Linked DNA regions of Homo sapiens: region 1 is linked to region 2. A link is an interaction called in ENCODE POLR2A ChIA-PET data of the cell type or tissue named here. Cell type or tissue: B cell. All regions are shown on one strand. Each heading gives the region's core, and the rest is flanking DNA. Links, peaks and the distances in the headings are about the cores only. Region 1 has its middle 82 kb from the start of DLEU7-AS1. Region 2 has its middle 24 kb from the start of DLEU7-AS1.

Region 1 (10,794 bases), core at 1,949-9,948, 57 kb before region 2:
TTGTGGTTGTTATTGTTTTATTCTCATGTTATTGTTTTATTACTTAGCAGATTAACAAATTCTCAAACTAAATTCTATCCTAATATTCCTCCTAAACTTATCCTGTAGACATGTGGGACCACTTTCTCACTTATTTCTTAACAGAGAGGAATAAGAAATGGTCACAATCCTCTTTATACTTAATTTGACATGATAAACTTTTTAAGATGAAGAAAAGTAACTCCCTAAAATTATAGAAAAGGTGAGCAAATAATTGTATAAATCAGGGCAGGGAAGCCCTTTCTAAGTAACTTAATATCAAAGACAGGAGCCCTAAAGGAAAAAAAATGTAGATTTGGCTATATATGAATTTAGAATATTTATATATTAAAGCCCAGTGTGATGGTTAATATTGAATGTCAACTTGATTGGATTGAAGGATGCAAAGTATTGTTCCTGGGTGTGTCTAAGGGTGTTGCCAAAGGAGATTAACATCTGAGTCAGTGGACTGGGAGAGGCTGACCCAGCTGCAATGTGAGTGGGCACAATCTAATCAGCTGCCAGTACGGCCAGACTAAAGCAGGCAGAAGAAGGTGGGAGAAGCCGACTTGCTGAGTCTTACGGCTTTCATCTTTTCTCCCCTCCTGGATGCTTCCTGCCCTCGAACATCAGACTCCAAGTTCTTCAGCTTTTGGACTCTCGCACTTAGACCAGTGGTTTGCCAGGGGCTCTCGGGCCTTCGGCCACAGACTGAAGGATACACTGTCAGCTTCCCTACTTTTGGGGTTTTGGGACTGGGACTGGTTTCCTTCCTCCTCAGCTTGCAGACAGCCTATCATGGGATTTCACCTTGTGATCGTGTGAGTCAATTCTCCTTAATAAACTCCCCTTCACATATACATCTATCTTATTCTGTCCCTCTAGAGAACCCTGACTAATACATCTAGCATTAAAAAAAAATGCAAGTGATAAACTGGGAAATAATATTCATAATATATATGACAGATTAAATGTTTGTTATTTTTTGTTATATTATTTATGTTACTACCAAAATGGCAAAAAAATGAATAAAAATAATACAAAATTATAAACAGAAGAAGAGACAATGGACAAAGGAAATAAAATTTTTGAAAGATGGAGAACAGGTAAAAAGATCAACAGAACTGAAAACTCAAGCATCAAGTAACTGTGAAGGAAATGCCAGTGAGAAGCAAGCCAACCCTTGCAAGGCAGCACTAGAAAGTCTAGGCATGGGAAGTACTAGCTAGTGTGGAAGGCAGTGCATTTCACAACAGGAACAACGTAACATCCAATAAGTATGACCAATACCTTCAAAATCACTAGAAAAGAAATGCAAATTTTAAAGAGATTTATATCAGGCTGCAAAGGCTGAAAATATAATATTCAGCATTTTTTTTTCATTCATTCTTCAAATATATGCCAGAAGCCAGACAACCCTTTTGAAGAGCTTTTCTGCAAAGGCCCATTTACATTTCCTTCACAGAGAAAGGTGAGAGCAAGTAGAGAAGAGCATGGGGTTGTGTGGATTGTGAGAATGGCCCCGTTTCTTCACTCATCTATATAAAGAAGCCCTTTGCCACGTAACTTTGCAGTGTCCTCCCAACATGGCTGGAGTGACCTGCCCCATCCTTGACTCTCAGCTTGCCATGTGACATGCTTTGGTGTAAAGAATAAGGTGGAAGGGATGATGTCCTGGTTTTAAGCCCAGAGGTAGGCCTGGGCTCCTGTGTTTCTGTATCATTATGAGAGCATGGCTGGGTTCACCTGCTTTTCCAGGAGGAGGAACCAGTGGGAACACTAAGATAGCCATAAACTTCTTCTCTATTACACTATACCCTTTTCTAATCTGTATTTTGACTTTGTTAACAAATCCTCAAGTCAATAAATATTCTTCCATAATATATTTTTTGGAGATTCTTGCCACTACACTTCTGGGAAACAAATGAACAAATTACATTTTCTATGTATTATTTTTCTGCTTATTTACATTAAATTAAAAAAATTCACAAAACAAGGAATACGCTATTGCAGAGTGGGTTAGGCAGTGGAATTCCTTTTCTAAAATACAATGTTATCTATTTAAAGCACACTCAGCAAAATGCTTGGCTACCTTCACAGAATTCTCTACCATAACATTAATCTATTACTTTAGCGTTTCAGAACAAGAATTCATCCTCAAGTACTATTGTCCTTCATAAACCATTCCCACAATTTTTTTCATTATTTGAAAAATTAAACTTATTTTGAGATGATTATAGATTTGCATGTAGTTGTAGGAAATACTACAGAGATTCTGTGTACCCTTTATCTAATTTCTCCCAATAGTAGCAGTTTGCAAAACTATAGTACAACCTGGCAACCAGGATATTGACATCACAGCATTCCATTGATCTTATTCAGATCTCTCCAGTTTTACTTGTACTCATTTGCAAAACAACTTTAGAGGCTATGGAATATTCTATTGTATTGATAAATGTATCAGATTTTCTTAAGCAATCCCTTAATGTTGAACATTAGTATGTTTCTAATTTTCAGTGCAATAAAGGTTTCATAAACATTTTAATATAAATTTTATTGCATATATCTGTTTTACAGATTAAATTTCTTCAAGTGGAAATATTAAGTCAAAGAAATTACCTATTTCTAATAATTCTTACTGAAGAAGTGAAACCTAGCAGGAAGAATTGTATTTGGTAACTAGACTTTCAATTGTATTTTATAATTAGCCATCAATTTTATTTGATAATTAATGTATATTCTTCCCAATATACAATAACATCCCCTAGTTTAAAGAAACAACAAACATTATGGACCTCTATATCTATTAGCTACCATCGCATAATATTCTTCGGTAGTTTTAAACAATAATTGTACACACACACACACACACACACACACACACGTATTGGTCATCTCAGGCTTCCATAACTAAATACCATAGGCGGGGTGGCTTAAACAACAGAAATTTGTTTTTCAGGGTTCTGGAGGTTGGAAGTCTGAGACCAGGGTGTGACTGTGGTTGGGTTCTGGTGAGAGCGTCTTTGGTTTGTTGACAGTCACCTTCTTGCTGTGTCCTCATGTGAGGGGAAGTAGAGGGAGAAAAAGCTCTCTGGTGTCTTTTTTTATAAGGGCACTAATCACATCATGAAAGCCCCACCCTCAAAACCTCGTCTAAGCCTATTTATCTCCCAAAGGCCCCATCTCCAAATTCCATCACATTGGAGCTTAGGGCTTCCACCTATGAATCTTTCTGGGGTGCAGTATGGTTCAGTCTATAGCAGAAAAAAATAATAAAAAAAATATATATATGTACACACACACATATATATATATAATTTATATTCATGTATACTTGTATAGTTGAAAGTCTCCAAGATAATGAACAAAATGCTGAATGGTTATTTCTGGGTCATAGAAGGAGAGCAAATTCTAGAACTTTTTTCTTTTTGTTTCTCTGTGTTTTCCAAGTTTTATTCACTGAGCATGTACTACCATTGTGTTTATAAAATATTAAATTTTTAAAAGAAAAAGATGTTTTAAATTATGAGGTACAGATGGTCAATACATTTAATAATAAAAGTTGGAATGGCACATAGCCCATCACTAATTGAAGAAAAAGCTTTAGAATATGCAGTCCTTTAAGCAAACTAACCTAAAACTAATGAAATCCCCTTGTTCGTGATGATAGTTGCTATCACTCTCCTCTTAACTGTCTTTCAAAATAATGATCACAGGCTGAATCTCTTTTCTACCAGTGTTCTATTTATTAACTTATATTATAAAATTACTTTTTTCTTTTGTGAATGCACACCATACTTCTTCATCTTTTATCCCTGGGGCTCCCAGGCAACATCAGAGTGAGATATTTTTGTGAGTCTCAGATATTATTAAAAAGATGCTGTGGGAGGGTTGATGGAAGCACACAATATCACAGCTCCTCTTCCTCTTTTCCTACGGATGAAATCTGGCAGGCAAAAAAAAAGCAACAAAAACAAAAATTAAAGGACTCCCCAAACAAGGTGAAAGTGAATTAGAGGGAAAGTTGGGATAGTGAAAGGGAAGAGAGGCACAGAGAAAGAGTCAATTGCCTTGGAGATGATAGAGGAGATTCTGTCAACCAGGATATGTTGGGTGTTGCTGCAGTAACAAATGCCCTCCAAATCCTATAGCGCATGCCTCACTCACTCAGGCTATCGGCCCATCGCATCAGGGTGAGCTCTGCTCATCAGCATCACTCAGGAGCCCAAACTGCAGGAGCAGCCACCATTTCAAATGTCACTGGTTGCCACACTAAAAGGAAAAAGAGAGTGACTCTGAGGGTCCCATGCCAGCGATTAAATGTTTCGGTCTAAAAGTGACAGACATCATTTCTGCTTGTAACCTACATTGCCTCAAACTATTTATATGTTCCCACAACAAAGGGCAGAAGGCCTTCCTACCGCAGGTGTTCCAGAAGACCTGGAAATACTTTCCAAACAACGCTAATATCAATAGCCCATGGTCCGGGCTGACTGTATGTATGTAAGCCAAAGTTAGTTGACACAATGCCCAGCTCCCCCGTTCACAATGTCCTTGAGTCTCTCCCTGGTGCCAGCAGTGACCTACCTTGCCTCCACTGGCCACAAGTATGAAGTGTCTGCAAAAGAAAGCCCACTGACCCAAAGAGAAGGGAATCCAGGTCCCAATCTTCTCCAGCCAGCCACGTGGTCATGGGCTGTGATTTTGTCAATGGGCTCATTGACAAAATTAGGAAATCCCTGAAATCTCTTTCTGCTCTAACCTGCTTTGATCCTTAGTGATGTGCACTTGTGCACCACTTTGCCAGATTGTAGGAGGATGAGAGGCTGTGCACTGCTTAAGATCTGAGGTTTGGTTTTTCCCTCCTTTAGTCAAGACAGGCTCTGTGTGCATGGAGCTCCTGCCCAGGTCTGCCTCAGGTCTGAGCCCAGACAGCAGCTGCTCCACCCCTAGGGCTTGTGGAATTAGCTATCTATGAGATTACAAAGGAATTAGCTATCTATGAGATTCAGAATGAAAAGTGAGCCCGTGTAGCATAATTTCATGTTTTCATCAAGAGCTAGTAGATTTTAAAAATCAAAGAGAAGGCAGGAAAATCAAGCAGTGGTCAGGAGCGGGGGCATGGGAGGGGAAGGAGACGCCGTGTCCACCTACAGCCATGGTTCAGCTGCTGGGTTAATCTGACTGTTAAACTGAACAGAGTTTGATGAAGTTTTTCTATTTTATTTTATTTTTCTGTACTACATCAACCAGTGGATTTTTTTTTTATTTCACTAAGTCAAACAATTATTTTACCAGTTTAAGAGGTATTCTATGACTATTAACAAATAACTCTAATCATGAAGGTCTTGGTCTAGACTTAATTAGCTTTTGGTGGTTTGGATTGGAAATACCTTATTTTTCTCATTTACTTATCATCTATTTTTGCAGCATCATTTGTATGCAGCTAAGCATTATGTCAGGCCTCAAGGATACAAAGATCAATGCAGTGTGATTCCTGCCTTCAAGGGACCTATCACTGTCTTGGAGAAGTAACGGTGAAAATTATAGTCAACAAACTACATGACTGCTTTCCCTACTTCTGCCCTGTGGCCTTAGGACACTTAGGTAACATGGCCTTGCCAACCTCTGGGTGCTATTAGACTCATGAGATCCCCAGCCAGGCCTCTCCACCTCAGCACTTTGTTGATTTGCCTCCTTTGACCATCCCCAGGGCAACATGCCCATTCCTTTTTCTGTTTTTCTAGCTCCCCCACCCACCCCTCCTCAGCTGACAGTTTACTTCTCCAACTTCAACAGCTTCTACCCAAATCCCCCTGGGAACCAGCCTGCAACAGCCACCTGACTTTCCCGCCTCCTCCTTTCACGGAACACAGGCTTCCATTTAACCAGAAATACATGTTTTTTAACTTAAATTTCCCTCGAAAATACACAAGGGTTTAAATTAAGGGTAAACGTTGCATTTTCAAATCACAAAAGTTTTTGCCAAAATTCACAATGTTTGAAAAAAATAGGTTGAGACACTTTCTGAAAGGTTTTCCCATCTGCAGTGAAATTTGTGGATCGCATGGGAGGTCTTTTCATGTGTGTCATCGTTCTAAGAGCCCACTGGCTATGCCTTTTATTTCTCCAGGCATGGGTGCACCTCGGGGGTGGGCTGAGCACCTATGAGTCTAGGTGGCAGTTTCTAATTAGGGCTGTGACCTTGACCATGCCCCCTACCTTCCTGGGCCTCAGGAAATGAAGATGGAACCAGCTCCACTCATAACTGAGCCTGGAGACTTCATGTTTCTAGACTTACTGAGATTCTTGGATGACACATGCCAATTAATCCAGTTAATCTTTTTCTTATCAGCAAGAGGCAAGAGGAAAGTGGGGGCACGGGGAAGGTGAAATTATTTATATCCTCAATTTTATATGTTTTTCTGGGCAATGTTTTAAGCACTGCACATACCATATATCTGCTAGAGGTGCCCAGCAATGTGAGACAAAACTCATAGCAGGCAATGGAATGAAGAGCCACCTCCTCTGAGCTACAAAATCATTGCTATGCTAAAAACTATAATTCTACGAGGTCTATGACTTTTTTGTCCTTAATATGTGCTAAGTGTTACCCAAAAAAAGAATAAGAAGTTCTGTACGCTCTTGCATACGTGTGTGTGTGTGTGTGTGAGTGTGTGTGAGCAAGGAGGTTTCCGAATGTATGAAGAGGCAGAGATTGAAAAATCGTCTTGTGCTATTCACAAGTATGAGGTCTAGGTATTTTTTTTTCTCTGTTTTTAGTAAGCATGTGTGCATGCATTTAGTGGGTGAGGACTGAAGAATTAACAAAAGCTCCAACCAAATACTAATTTGTTCAGTGAATGTGAAGGTAATCCAGGATGAGGCCTGATTTCATATTTGCATGCAATCACAGTATTTTCTTTGCCACCGAGTTGTTCATCTGGGAGGTGGGGGTCATTGACACCAGCTGGTTTGAGGTGCCACACCTGTGAAGGGCTGCTCCCATCATTCTCACCTGACTCTCATGAGAAGCTACATCCCCCTAAGGCCTGGGCTCCCTGTGATTCCCAAGGAATCACGTTGGGAATACCTCCAGGGTTGCTGTGTCTGTTGGTCTCAGTTCCCTGGGCCAGTCCTCTTCCACTTCCCTGAAGAGATTCCAAGTTATCCTCCTGGCTTTTCTCGGACCCTACACTGATCCCCATTACACCCTCAAGATGTGCAGAGCTGCACACTGCTGTGACTTTGGGTTATTCTGCATGAACACTCGGTGTCAACGCCAGGCAAGCTGGCTCCCCAGCCTCTTCCAGAATGAGACACCTTCTCTCTGCTTCTCCCCTGTGGGTGCTGGATCACTGCAGGTAAGTCACCTTGGGAATCTGGTGAAAATAAAGTTTCTTTCTTAGTAGATCTGGGGTGGTGCCTGAGAGTTTGCATTTCTAACAGCTTGCAGGTGAGAAAGGTGCAGTCCTGACTTTTTGAGAGCAAGACTTTGAAGTGCACCTCAGGCTGCAGATGTTCATACCTGGCAGGGTCACCTTCTTGGCCTCTGGCTCCAGCCCTGGCCACAGGAACACCTCTCAGGAGACAGGAAGAAGCTAGTCCTTAGGTTGTAAAGTAATCACATGAGGTTGGGCTTTGGTCGGGGGTGGGAATGGGTGTCTGCAGCTTTTTCCAATTACAGATAAGAAACTAGTTGTTTTAAAGACAAATAAGAAATATAATAGACTAACATTGCAGTTCCCTAGATATATATAGTCTAAGAAATAGTGGTCCTATGTGATGTTAATAGGAGTTATGTGCAAAAGGAATCTCTATGCTCAAATGAGTTCTAGAATTTAAAATCTAAACACAAGGTTAAACAAAGTTTAATAGGTTTTTACTGCAGAACTTTTCAAAAGCTTTAATAAGTGAACGTACATTATAGATCTCCAAGAAGGACATAAAGTATGCTACACTCCCCAAAAGTGTTTTCCCAGGAAAGCCCTATTTTTTTTTCAGCGAGGTTAATAGGACTAAATCTCCATGGGGAAGGGTCAAGCTCTTTGGGAAAGTGCATCATAGGAACCCACCAAGAGTTGACTTCATCAGCCTTTCTCAGCTCTTCTTTTGCCTGCCCCAAAGATTACAGAACAGGAGTGTTTGTTTTCTCAGATTCATTTGTGATAACTTAGTCATTTTAAGGATGTTCATGTGTCCATTGACTTTTTTTTTCTTTACAAATAGCACACATTTCTCTCAAATGCTAAGCCTGGAATATAAAAATTATGTCATCATGTCACCTGTTCATATGCACATCATACTCACTACTGAAGGGTATTCCTTTACCACTGTCTCCCCTCCTTAATATACAGTTGACCCTTTACAGGGGTGAGGTTTGGGGCAATGACACCCACACCTGCACAGTTGAAAATCTTTGTATAACTTTTTTTTCAGAATTCTATCAGATATATTTATTTATTTATTTGTCTGTTGTTTTTGTTTCAGAGAGACATGTGCAGGTTTGTCACGTAGGTACATTGGTTTCACGGGTTTGGTGTACAAATTATTTAATCACCCATGTATTAAAATAAGCATAGTACTCCATAGGTAGTTTTCAGATCCTCACCCTCCTCCCACCCTCCACCCTCAATTAGGCTAAAGTGTTTGTTATTCCCTCCTTTATGTCTATGTGTACTCAAGTGCTTAGCTCCCACTTATAAGAAAGAACATGCAGTATTTGGTTTTCTGTTCCTTTGTCAGTTCACTTAGGATAGTGACCTCCAGCTCCATGCATGTTGCTGCAAATGACAATATCTTATTCTTTTTCATGGCTGCATAGTATTCCATGATATATATGTACCACATTTTTTTTATTCAGTCTACTATTGATGGGCACCTAGGGTGACCCCATGTCTTTGCTATTGTGAACAGTGCCACAATGATCATTTGTGTGCATGTGTCTTTATGGTAGAAATATTTCTATTCCTTTAGGTATTTACCTAATAATGGGATTGCTGGATCAAATGGTACTTCTGTTTTAAGTTTTTTGAGAAATTACCAAACTGCTTTCCACAGTGGCTGAACTAATTTATAATACAGTGTGTAAGCAGAGTATAAGTGTTCTCTTTTCTCTGCAGCCTTGCCAGCATCTATTATTTTTTGACTTTTTAATAATAACCATTCTGACTGTTGTGAGGTGGTATCTCATTGTGGTTTTGATTTGCATTTCTTTGATGATTAGTGATGTTGAGCATTTTTTCATATGCTTGTTGGCCACGCATACATCTTCTTTTGAAAAGTGTCTGTTCATGTCCTGTGCCCACTTTTTAATGGGGTTGTGTGTGTTCTATAACTTTGGACTCCCTGAAACTTAACTTATCGTCTATTTTTGAGCAGAAGGCTTCCAGATAACATAAACAGTTCAATTAACACATATTTAGTATGTTATATGTGTTATATACCATATTCTTACAATAGAGTAAGCTAGAAAAAAAAAGAATGTTATTAAGAAAATCATAAGCGAAAATATATTTACTATTCATTAAGTGGAAGTGGATCATCATAAAGGTCTTTATGCTTGTTGTCTTCATGTTGAATAGGCTGCGGAGGAGGAGGCAGAGGAGGGGTTGGTCTTGCTGTCTCGGGGTGGCAGAGCTGGAAGAGGTGGAAGGGGAGGCAGCACACTCAGTGTAACTTTTACTGAAAAAAATCTGCAAGTAAGCAGATCTGAGCAACTCAAACCCATGTTGTTCAAGGGTCAACCATGTAAGCAGAATGGTTGTGGTAGAGCAGAGGAAAGGTAAGAGAAAGAGTATTTAAAACAATGAGAGCAATATATTTCCCTCATTGCTTATCACTTGCAATTAGAAAAGCCCAGCAGATTGATTTGGTTAAATATTTTGAGTAAGTTTAAGAATTTTTCTTTCAAATTCAAGAGTTTGTCTGGGCAGATAGTAGAAAAAATATAAGATAAGTGAACTCAGAGAGCAGTGCTTCCTCTAGATTCTGCTGAGGGGTCTCCATCCTGGTGAATATTTCCTTGAACATAGAAGTAAAAATACTTTCCAGGGAATCTCCTGGTTTTTAAATCAGAGTGTGGCATGCAACTGGAATTTCTGTGGTTGTGTTTCAGGCAGGCAGAAAAGGCATTTTACAACTTCAAATCTGTGGGCAATTCACTCAATGGCTGCATCCCAAAATTCTGCATCCCAAGATTACCAAAATTCTGTTGGTTATCTTTGAGAGAATTAGATAAAAAAAGATGGAGCAAATGAAGGTGTGTGTGTTTGTGTGTGGGTGTGAGGTAGGAGAATAAATAGAGTCTGGAGACAGGGAATCCATGGCTGATTCACTGACTTCCTAGAACTTAATCAAAAGGAAAACCCCACCTCTCCACACCCACATAACAAAAGGATCAGAGGCTACTCCTTTTACACTGCATAGCCGATGAAAAATGGAAAGTACCCCTGATTGGTCCCCTCCTGCAACCAATCAGACAGGTCGTGGCCCAAGTCTTCATGTCTAACTTTGTAACTTCACTTCAGCCTCTGATTGGTCACCTCCTGTGACCAGAGTGGTCGTCGGCCAAGTCTTCATTTATGGAGAGTGTAACCAAGTAACCAATGGGAAACCTGTAGTGGGTATTTAAACCCCAGAAAATTCTGTAACCAGTGCTCTTGAGTGGAGTGTACTTTCATTTCAATAAATCTGTGCTTTCATTGCTTCATTCTTTCATTGCTTTGCTTGTGCATTTTGTCCAATTCTTGGTTCAAAATGCCAAAAACCTGGACA
Region 2 (10,794 bases), core at 1,562-9,561:
CTGGATATCTCACTCTCAGGAAGATCAAGTGACAAACCTGGATTAGTCCATTTTCACACTGCTACAAGGAACTACCTGAGACTGGGTAGTTTATGAAGAAAAGAGGTTTAATTGATTCATAGTTCTGCAGCCTTAACAGGAAGCATGACTTGGGGGTCTCAGGAAACTTATACAATCATAGCAGAAAGTGAAGGGGAAGCAAGGTATGTCTTCTCGTGGTAGCAGGGGAGAGAGAGAGCAAAGGGGGAACTGGCACACAGTTTTAACCATCATATCTGGTGAGAACTCATTCACTATCACAAAAACAGCACAGGGCAAACCACCCTCATGATCTAGTTACCTCCTACCAGGTCCCTTCCCTGACATGTGGGGATTACGATTTGACGTGAGATTTTGGTAGGGACACAGCCAAACCAGATTAAAACCCAGACTCTCAATCTCCATCTCTGACTTCCTCCATCTGCTGCTTCCTCCTTCTTCTTTCCATCCCATAGCTATGAGAAATCAGGTGGGTGCTCTTCTATTCATCTCATGAACTACTGGACATGTTTACATTTGGGGAACTTAAAAATAAAAATGAACCAGATAGCTGTTGGCTGTTGTCTTTTTGTGAAGAATAATTTTAGGGATCAAAAGACAAAAAGAAAAACATTCTTTGTATCAGAGAATAGCATTATGATCTCCACACATAGTGCCAGCTCTTTTAACTTTGAAGGTCAAATTTCCTAGTTTTCCAAATGTCCACTGATTCCCTTTAAACAAAACCCTGTCTGGGCAAAATAAAACATGTCCATGAACTCAATTTAGATAAAGCTGATTTGGCCTATGAGCCGTGAATTTAAATAAAGAAATCTTAAATAATGGAAAAAATTGCTTTTGATTTATGTGTTTAATAAGTTAGCTATGTTAAGCTTCAAAATGTAGCACTTAATTTTCTATCTTTTTGCATTGTGGAATGATTCCATGTATAAATCTCTAGCCTCTTGTTAGTCCCAATAGGCGATCAAACTATTGACACATTTGTATTTTCTCACAAAGGCCTACTAGGGTGTGAGATAAAGGACAGGTGCTTAGTCCAGCTAACGTGTTCCTGGGATTGTAGATTTAGAAAGTACCTCAAAGGCTTCTAGTCCAAAGACAGCAAAAAACACAGCACGTTGTACAGCCAGCGTGACAGATATCGCCAAGCACAGGAGCAGAAATTCCCACCCTTAGAGCTTTCATTACCTTGAATTAAGATTCGGAATCTCCCCAAGTCCTATTTTTGAAGAAAAGCATTTCCAAACTTACGTTCCATGAACCAGTAATTTTGTGGGATATTCTTAAGTACTAGATAGCTGCCATAGTGTACCAAAGTTTGAATTGCAATCCGAATTCACTCTATCTAGCTTAATTAGCAAGGGAATTCGTTATTATTATTATTCCTTGGGAGGCCAGACTTGTGTGCTACACAGCCAGGGATAAAACAGTTGGGGCCAAAAACAGGCAGAAAATGAGGCCCAATTGCATTGTGGTACATCTGTAGCAGAGACATCACTACTACTGCTATCACATACGACTGAGCAACCATAGCCTTTGAGAGTGGATGCCAGGCACTCCATCACAGCCACCTCGGGAAAACCAGATACCTGCAGCCCCATGCTTATCAAGAGGTGCAATCCCTTCTGGATGTGCTGACTTCCTCTCCCAGGTCTCACGGATTGGTCCTGTCTAGGTCATATGCCTGCATCCAGCCCCCAGGGGAGTCCTGGGAAATGTAACTTTTTAGAAAACGGAAGCAGGCATATAGACTCTGCCACCTCATCAAATTAGTGTAATTTAAATGGGCGTCTTTATTGAAGGACTTCAGAGCCTTTAAAATGCTAATATGTTCTGATTCGTCAAAGAGAGTTTTTAAAAATTATTTTATCATGACACACTTTTTTTCTAACCTCCCAGAACTGAGAGCTCTACCTAACACATTTGAAGAATGCCCTATTAAGCCGTTAACACATCTTAACAGATGTGTTAACAGCTTAACAGAGATTAATGTGTTATCATCTTAAAAGAGATTGTGAGTTTCTGTGTTAGTAATAGCAAGTTCTTCCCTGCAAAAGCTTAAGGCTGTGGTCAATTGGGAAGAACAGCTGGCAGAGGGGATCAGGGATCAAGGTCTTCAGGTGGTAGGCTTACGAGTACAGCCATGGTGGAGCCCCTGAGCAGTGCTGCAGCCCCCCTCATTCCAGGATAGTATGGTCTAGAAGTTCACCCTAGGAGTAAAAACACCTCTGTCTGAATCATTCCTAGATAGCAGTTTCTGCATGCCACAGATTACTGCTCTGTGCGTTGTAGCAAATTGAGTCCACCAAATGTATTTCACCAAGGACTTTTTGATTTAAAACCTGGATTTATTGGCATTCACGAATGTGAAGGGTCATTTTGTTTTTTACTAACGACTCATTTGTTGAGAGCAAATATCAGTTTGCAGACTTCTGAAAACAGCATTTACTAGTAATTTGCAACACATTATCATGTGGGAATCAGATTACAGCTAAGGAGCCCTCATAAAACCAGCTTTAACAATTACTACGTTTCTGGAGAAATATATGTGCTCTTTGCCTCTGTGAGAATGCAGTCATTTGCCTTATGTGGAATTGGGGTGGAGGGAGAATACCATCCTCAGGCTACATAGTTGCTGAAGTGAAATAAACTCAGTCCAAAAAGTAAAGTCATCATTGGTCCTTTCCCAAAAGGGTTCCCACAGAAACGAGGTACGGCACAGGGCAGAGGGAGGTGGAGAAGGCCTGTGGTCAATCTCACAGAGATGGAATCTGTGAGTGTGCAAATGCAGAAGGGGCAATCAGAGTCTGTGGCCAGGCAGAGAACAGGCTGGGAGTCAGTAAGTGTGATATCTCGCCTTCCTGTCTCCGCTCGTTTCCCCTGTTCTGCCAGATAGGTTTCCATTCCTCCCTCCCAGAGCCAGCACTCAAACACTGGCTTTCTTCAGATGAGTTCCCAATCCATCCATCTGTCCATCTATCCTTGGGTTTGCTCAAGCAATCAATCAAACATGTTCTGATTTTCTGCCTGCATTTTCTTACCCAAATAACTGGAGAATTTCTGCCTGCCTTCCTTAAATGGCTATTTTTCTAAATCAAGTTGGTAAATATCTATAAAGCAGTGGTTCTCAGACTTGTTGGTACTAAAACCTCTATACACTCAGTAATTGTTGAGAATCTCAAAGTGCTTTTGTTCATGAGGGTTGTACCAATCAATATTTACCATATTGGACATAGGCCACTTTAGAAATTAACTAGAAAGTAGAAAGGAATGTTTAAAACACACAAAAATAGCGAAGCACATTTGACCAGCCATCAGAGAAATGCTGTCATCACATGTCACTTCGCCTCTGGAAAACTCCACTGTATACCAGTAAGAGAATGAAAGTGAAAAAGCAAATACCATCTTAGTAACTGTGAAAATAGTTTTGAACTCCTGGACCTCCAGGAAGATCTTGAGCACCGCCAACATCCCTAGACACTTTGAAAACGGCTGCTCTAGAGCATCTGCAAATGGTCTTCCTGCCTCAGTCCCTTGTTCCCCACATCACTGCCTCGTGGATCTTCCTAAAACACACATTTGATGGTGACACTCCCCTACCTGGAGCCCTTTTTATGGCTCCTTATCATCTGTGGCATAAATTATCAATAGCAACCATGATCTAGACCACGCCTGTCTTTGCCGGGAAGACTCCTATCTGTCCTTCGCATCTCAGCTCAGAACACTAGGAAGTTGTGATAATTTTGACAAGATTTTGCCTTAGATGAAATAGAACAAATAAAAAAAAATTCTACTGAATTGTTTTATTTGCAAATATTTGTGAGATTAAAAAATAGATGGCTTTGATTTTAAGATTTTATGTTAGAAGTCAGAAAATCTTGAAATTTGATGCCAAGAGCCCACTACACTTTTAGGCTCTGTAAGCCATGAATATCTTTGAACATTTAGTATGTCCTTCTCCATATGTATTCAAACTGTGGTTTTATTTATATGCATAGTGGCTGCCCTCTAGAATAAAAGCATTTCATCTATCTCTTTCCCCCATACCCCCAAAAAACTTGGCTCAAATGTCATATATTTCAAGAAGCCTTTCTTAACACTCTCTTCCCTCCGTTAGTGGTCTGATCATGACTCCTCACATATCTAGAAAACCACCTCCCTCACAAAGGGTCTGTAAGTCCCTTGAGAATAAAAATCATTTTTCATTAGTCTTTGTAACTAGACTTTAGTACAGTGACTGGCATGGTTCCTGAAACAAAAGCCATTTCCAATAAATGGCTAACGGAAATCAGACATGTGCATATGTTGTGTCTTTGCCATGGTAATCATTTTCCCAGCCTCTGTGCCATCCTCCAATATAGCTCTTTTCTCAGCATCTAAGATTCTGTTGTTGGCAGTGTGATATTCTCAAATAGCCATAACCAAAACTTTAGTCATCTATGAATTCTCCCTCACTCTCAACCTCCTTGTCCAAGAAGCTATTGCGACCTCTTCATTTGATCTCTGCAATTTTATCTCCAACCATTTTATCCTTTCTGCCTTCCCTTGCCATGGCTTTAATTTGCTTCCTCATTATTTCACACTTGACCATTAGCACAGCCTCCTCATCTTCTACAAAATAGCCCTAGTTTCCATATAGTGAGCTTCTTGAAGTCAGAAGATTTATTCCTTACCATATTCCTAGCATATTGCACAGGACTCAAAATTGTCTTTTGAATAAAAATGTGAATTCCCACCCATCATATACACTGTCTACAGAAAAAAAAAAAAAAAACTCTTCAGGATAACTTCTAATCATGTCCTTTACCTATTCAAACATTTTCTGTGTCTTCCATTAATTACTGAATGTAGCAGATGCTGTTGGTGCCTGGGTCCACCTCCCCTCAGCCTGCGTTCACCTACAACATGAGCTCCCAAGACAGTTTCCCACTTCAAAGGCGTGTGTCTCTTTTCTATTCTTCCTAAAAGTTTTCTCCAGCATCAAGGGAGCTTGTTTTACAAAAGGTATAACCCAGAAGTTGGGAAAAGTCAACACTGCTGAGGGCAACCTCAACCAATAGGGGTTGGGAATCACTTGCTGAATTCCTCAGTCTCCTTATCTCCGGTAGATGGATTCTAAAGTGTGTTTCTCCATTTCTCAGGGGGCCCAGCAGGGCTGAGCTCCCATTGCTCACAGCAGCAAATCACTCATTTAACAAATGTTTCATTGGTTTCTCCCTTCCCTATCTCACTTCCCCTACTTCTTCCCTTTTGTGCCCCCAGAGATGGCCTTCCAAATAAACTATCTGAACCAAACAATGACATGAACAAAATCTAAACTTCCTGGCCTATCATTCAAAGTACCCCAATAGCTTGATTCTAATCTATATTTTCAGGTTACGTCATCTTACACATAATCTTACACAGAGTCCACCCTCTGGCCAACTGGAAGCCTTGTTGATCCCCAAACCATCTCACTCCAAGTTATAATTATTCTGTAGTTTCATTCACTTAGAATGACACCACTATGATTAGCTTAGACCAGTGGAGCTTCCCTCCCTAGTATGGGGAGGGACCCAGCCGATACAACCTCTCAGAGGAGGGTGACTGCAGTGAAGTCCTGTGAGCAAAAGAAAGTACAGGCTATAGCTGATGGATTGATGGCCAATAGCGTCTCTGCCACAAACAGGTAGCAGGAATGTAAAACATAAAGAAAATAGGTGCTCACAAATTCAACACAAAGTGCTGGAGACGTACTGGTGAGCTGAGGTGAGTCCTCTGAAATTTACTCCAGCAACAGACACTTTTTTACACACCCATCCCCAGCCATCAGTCCCTGATCCCTGCCATAGGCTCTCCCCATGCTGGCCCATACCACGCCCAAAGGAACACATATAGAGATATGGCCAGGCCCTCTAGGCCTGTGCTGTGACTGCTCTGCCAGAACAAAGATCACAGACTTACCACTCCCTGTTTTTAAGAGGTTGCCAACCCTTGCTCTTGCAAAGCCGTAAGCTCTAGCTTCAGTTCAGCGACCCGCCCCCTGTGTTTTGCCAGGCACATGGATTTCTGTGCAACCTGGATGCAGAGAGTTTCCAAATGTCTAGAGCTGTGAGATGTTAATCAAACGTCCACTTGAAGTGCTTTGGAAGCACTTCTGCTTTTTGGGTTATTGATGTGCTCATGTTGTATTAAGATATATTTCTGGTGCAATCATGAATTCACTTCAAGACATATTAAAGAAGGATTTTTTCCTAGCTGCTTACTTCAGAACATTGGTCCCTACAGACCAGGTATTTTTCACAGCTCCTTAGAGGCCCATAAAAAGTGATGGAAAAATGCAGCTGGGCATCTCATGTGGAAATCAAACCTACTGGAATTCCATCTGCATATCTGCCTTAACTTAGCTTGGTTATTGGTTCTTCTGAATTGTTCACTGCATACCTCTCCCCAACTTGTTTCCATCTCAAGGGAGGAGAAGCAATGGGAATTTTCGATCACATTATTCTCCAAGAAAGATGTTTGTGCCCCCAGATAATGGACATTTCCCTCCACAGAGCATGTCACACTCAGGAGAAGTGTTCAAGTGCATTTTCTATGGGCACAAATGGCAACCTGTCCTGGAGACACTCACAGAGAGATTGCATGGCCGCTGCATTTGAAAGCATGGACTCCCATCCCTGACCTGCCACTTCTCCCTAGCGGTGACCTTAGACAAGCTGCTCGGACCATCTGGGTTCTTTCTCTGATCTGTAGTGGAGTGATCAATCTCCTTCCCTGCATCTGTGTGAACAGTTAAGTGCTTTATAAAAGTAAGCGATTCATATTGGAACCTGTCCTGCAGCTCTGAGTGAACTGTTCTTCCCTAGAGCTGTCAGTTATCAACCTGAAACTAGCTGTCTTCAGATGTGCAAATTAGTTTTTTCTTACTGAAGAGAGTCTGGGGACTTCTTGTTCTTCTCTAGATTTAACATAATTGGGCTTTTACTTGGGCTGCTTATATAAGGAGAAGAGACAACCCCTCAGCTTACGTCATGCCCTATGGAAGTGCCATGACTGTTGGTCCTGTGAAGCCTGAGTTTGCCAATGGATAATCTACTAGATGGCCTGGGTTAATGTTCCTTCCTGCTGACTTAAGCTGAGGAGTAACTTACGCAGGTGTGACATCAAATCATTTGGAGAAAACCCATATTCAATGGGCACCTGGGGTTGGGACAAGTGAGACACAGAGATGGATGCACCCGGAATCAGGAATGAGGCCAGGCATTCACTAGCTTTCAATTATTTCACATCTTAGAGCAATTTTAGATTAAATCAGAAGATGTGACAGTAATCATAGTAATCAGTGTAACACTACAATTTTCTTAAATTTTGTTTTTGAGAGGAGTACCTGGGGAGTACAGAACAGTTTTCACCTAGAATTTTGCTCTATTAGAAGCCAAATATGGTAGTTGATCCTGGAGTTAATATGACCCATTGGAAATTGAAAATTGGAATCTGAAAATTTGAGTGCTGAATAGTCCTTACAGCCTTATCCTCAGCTATAAAAAAAGATCACTTAAGGCAACTTGGCCAACTACTGGGTGATTAAGAGGCTGCAAAGCTAAATGGTAAATTAAGCTTTGTCTTCCTCAATGTTGAACCACCTAACTGGGAAACACTCCTGTGGCATCACTTCCTTCTTCTCTGGGCTGTAGCTGAATTTCCTGACTTGGGAGTTGAAGTTGCCATTCATGACTTGGAGATAAACACTTCAAAACGTCATGGGAAGTACCAGTTTTCTCCAAGAATAGAGCATTTATCACCAACACTTGCCAAATGTTCTCAGGGAACAGAGAGATAGAAATACAGGTGTGGCCATGGATATTCCAGGCCCTTTATTCTATACTCTCATTATCTAAAGGCAGCAACGCCTTTAAAATGACAGAACATACTGGCCGCCAGAATAGAAGGAAACCACTACTCATAATTGCTTGAACAGACTCTAGCATAAAGGACCAGCATTAAGATGAAAATTAGGTGGAGAAACTCCAGGCAGCCATCGTTTTGAAGCAGATCATGGTGGCAGAGATTTGGCAGAAGGAGACTTTCGTGTGACATCATTTTGCTTGTGTGGTTTTACTAATAAGACTTTGATGGGTTCAAGGTTCTAGAAAATACCTAACTCTTGGACTTTACATGGGCCTGAACCCCATCATCAAAGAGCCTGATTTTTACCCATTCTGGTTTCTCTCTCTACCTGTGTGGCAAATACACTTGGTTCACCATATGCCATATTCATAGATAATCACAAGACTCTAAAGAAATGACACAGCAAATTATGTAATTGCCCAGAAGTTTCCTTGCCTGGTTTTTGGTTGTTTTGTTTTGTTTTTTAGTTCCTGAACACATAGATAAGAGCTAATTTGTATACGTGTACTATACAACATTAATACAATTTACCATGTAGGTTAATCCAGAACCTGCCACATAGTAGCAGCTCAGTGCATATTTGTTAAATGAAATAAATACTCGTAGGATTCAGCAGGAAGAGAAATCCAGAACAGTTAAGAATGGAGAAAATTGCTCACTAATACATGGTGGGTAAATACAGGACTTCCCTGGAACCAGACTTCCTGAGTGAGAATCCCAGCTTTACCAACTGAATCTCTCTGTCCTTGGGCAAACCCCATAATTTCTCTGTGCAAATGATAATTTTCAAAATGGAATTTTTAGAAAACATAAAATCCTTTATTTTTTAACTCTTTGTGTGAGTTAAAAATGAATGTTATGACCCTCAAAGGGCATCTGAGGAGTAAGGATATTTACAGAAAATTTAACAGAGAAATATTAGGATAAGATTGCCAGGTTAGATATAATCTGGGTAATGTCCAACATGCCATAAATCACTGAGGTTCTCGGTTTCCCTGATGATAAATTATTTGTAAATCTGCTGGACCAAAGTCTTCAAATTAACAAGTGACTTCCTTAAGCCTTGGAACTTTAATCAAAGTTGAGTGATGAGGTAAATCAAGGACATTATTCAAGAAAATCCTTGAGTGGCCTTTTCTCTCCTATGATATTGAAAGAACATGTCTCTCACCTTTTAGCCTTCGTTTCAAGTTTTGGATAATTTTTCTGGCATCACCTTCCTTATTATGAGGATAAAATGGGTTAACATAACAAAAAGTCCTTAAAACAGTGCCTGGCGTTTACTTAGTAAATGCTGTACTGACTATGAGTTTTCCTGGTGAGGTCAGGCCTGCTTAATAATGCCCAGGAGGGGATTTAAAACACAAAGCTCAGAAATGTTACTGTTAGCATTACTTCTCCAATCAACAGGGACCTCCCACTGTTAAATCAGAAGAGAAATGAATAACATTGTCTGCATTCTCTGTTGTAATTACTAACATTTAAAGTAGCATTTGGGGTTTCATATCCCATGACTCTCAAAGGGAAATGGAACACCAGCATGTGTTGGGGGCAGGGAGATAGCAAAGATGGAGCAAATCAAAGGGCGGCACCCCTCACTGGCCATATCAAATCCCTGCAGAAGTCACCTGAACCACCTCCCACTTGCCATCCTTGCATCTTTGCTGACACCTCTTGCCCCAGGTGTGGAAACAGCTTCCTCACTGAGCTCCCTGCCCCCTGCTGTTCCTACTTTCCATTCATTCTCCACTGGTCACCAGACCTACTGCCTAAAACATGGATCCAATCATGTCATTCCCCTGCCCTCCCCCCCACCTTTAACAATGACCTACTACCTACATAGCAGCACCCAAGACTCCCTGCCATCTATCCCCACAGACCAGTTCCACCCCCATCTCCCCGATGGACTCTGTGGCCTCACTCTCCACTCATGTTGGACCACCCAGCTCAGCGCCTTCCCTCTGCTCATACCCATTGTCCACGTCTCCTCTTCACAAACCCATATTCACTCCTCTCTGACTCACTCTGATGGATCCTCTGCTGTGAAACCTCCCCTAAGCCCAAGCCAGTAGCCTACATTTCCCTCCTTTCCACTCTCACAGCTCTGTTCGTGGCACAGCAGGCGTTTCCCCAGCACCATAGGATTCTCCCACAGTTAGATAATCTGATAGCATCTCTATCTCTCAACTGTGACTCCTGAGGGCAGGGGCTGAGTTCCACCGGACCTCGCATTTCTCAGTCTCTAGCTGTGTGCAGGCTCTGTCCCCAGCCTTGTAAGTATTCTCTTAACCAACTCTCTTGCCTTATTCCAACACTTATCCTGGTTGGAGCCTGGCTAGACACCCAGCAAACCAATCTCCTCACCTCTCAGGGCTCATGGCTGGACCACATTCCTCAGCCTCCTCTTAGAGAGGGGGTGGAAATGTGGGCACCAGTTCTGGGCTGGCCTGTGACATCTCCCAACACATTCCCCCAGACCCTCCTGTGCGTGTGTGTGAAAACACTGACGAATAATACCAAGGCTGTGAAAGAAAAGGTTGAAGTCAAAAGAACAATTCCTGGCACTTAGCAGAAAGAACCTCATTGTCGAGGACACTCTAAATACTGAGCCTCCATCAATGGCTGCCTACATCTCCAACTCCAGGGCTTCAGAAAGAACACAGAGCAACCACTCTGTCCTCTGTGTCCTAGAGTGACAAGCAGAGTGAGACTCTATCACTCTTCAAGGAGCCAAGAAATGAAAATATTACAAGGGAATAAATATTTCCTGAGAGGAAAATAGCATCAAGGGCCCTCGCCTGGGATGTTCAAATGTGGAAGTGATTCATAGGAAAATCCCTCCCACAGAAATGATGAGAGATGCTA

What was found. ChIA-PET counts read pairs that join two places held together with the same protein. Peaks named below come from ENCODE experiments on the same cell type or tissue, not always from the same donor. Only the 100,000 strongest peaks of a DNase experiment are listed, where the experiment ranks them.
Region 1: POLR2A ChIA-PET joins it to region 2 with 8 read pairs; 2 of 35 experiments call an interaction of 5 or more read pairs at or near these places.

The regions. Positions count from the first base shown.
Region 1 is chr13:50,720,544-50,731,337 of GRCh38, forward strand. It overlaps a transcript of DLEU7 not described here. Among named protein-coding and RNA genes, the nearest start is that of DLEU7-AS1, 82 kb to the right of the region's middle. In B cell, for the core only: no CTCF peak of the experiment used is centred there; a DNase peak (open chromatin) is centred at 5,798.
Region 2 is chr13:50,777,978-50,788,771 of GRCh38, forward strand. It overlaps a transcript of DLEU7 not described here. Among named protein-coding and RNA genes, the nearest start is that of DLEU7-AS1, 24 kb to the right of the region's middle. In B cell, for the core only: no CTCF peak of the experiment used is centred there; a DNase peak (open chromatin) is centred at 6,134.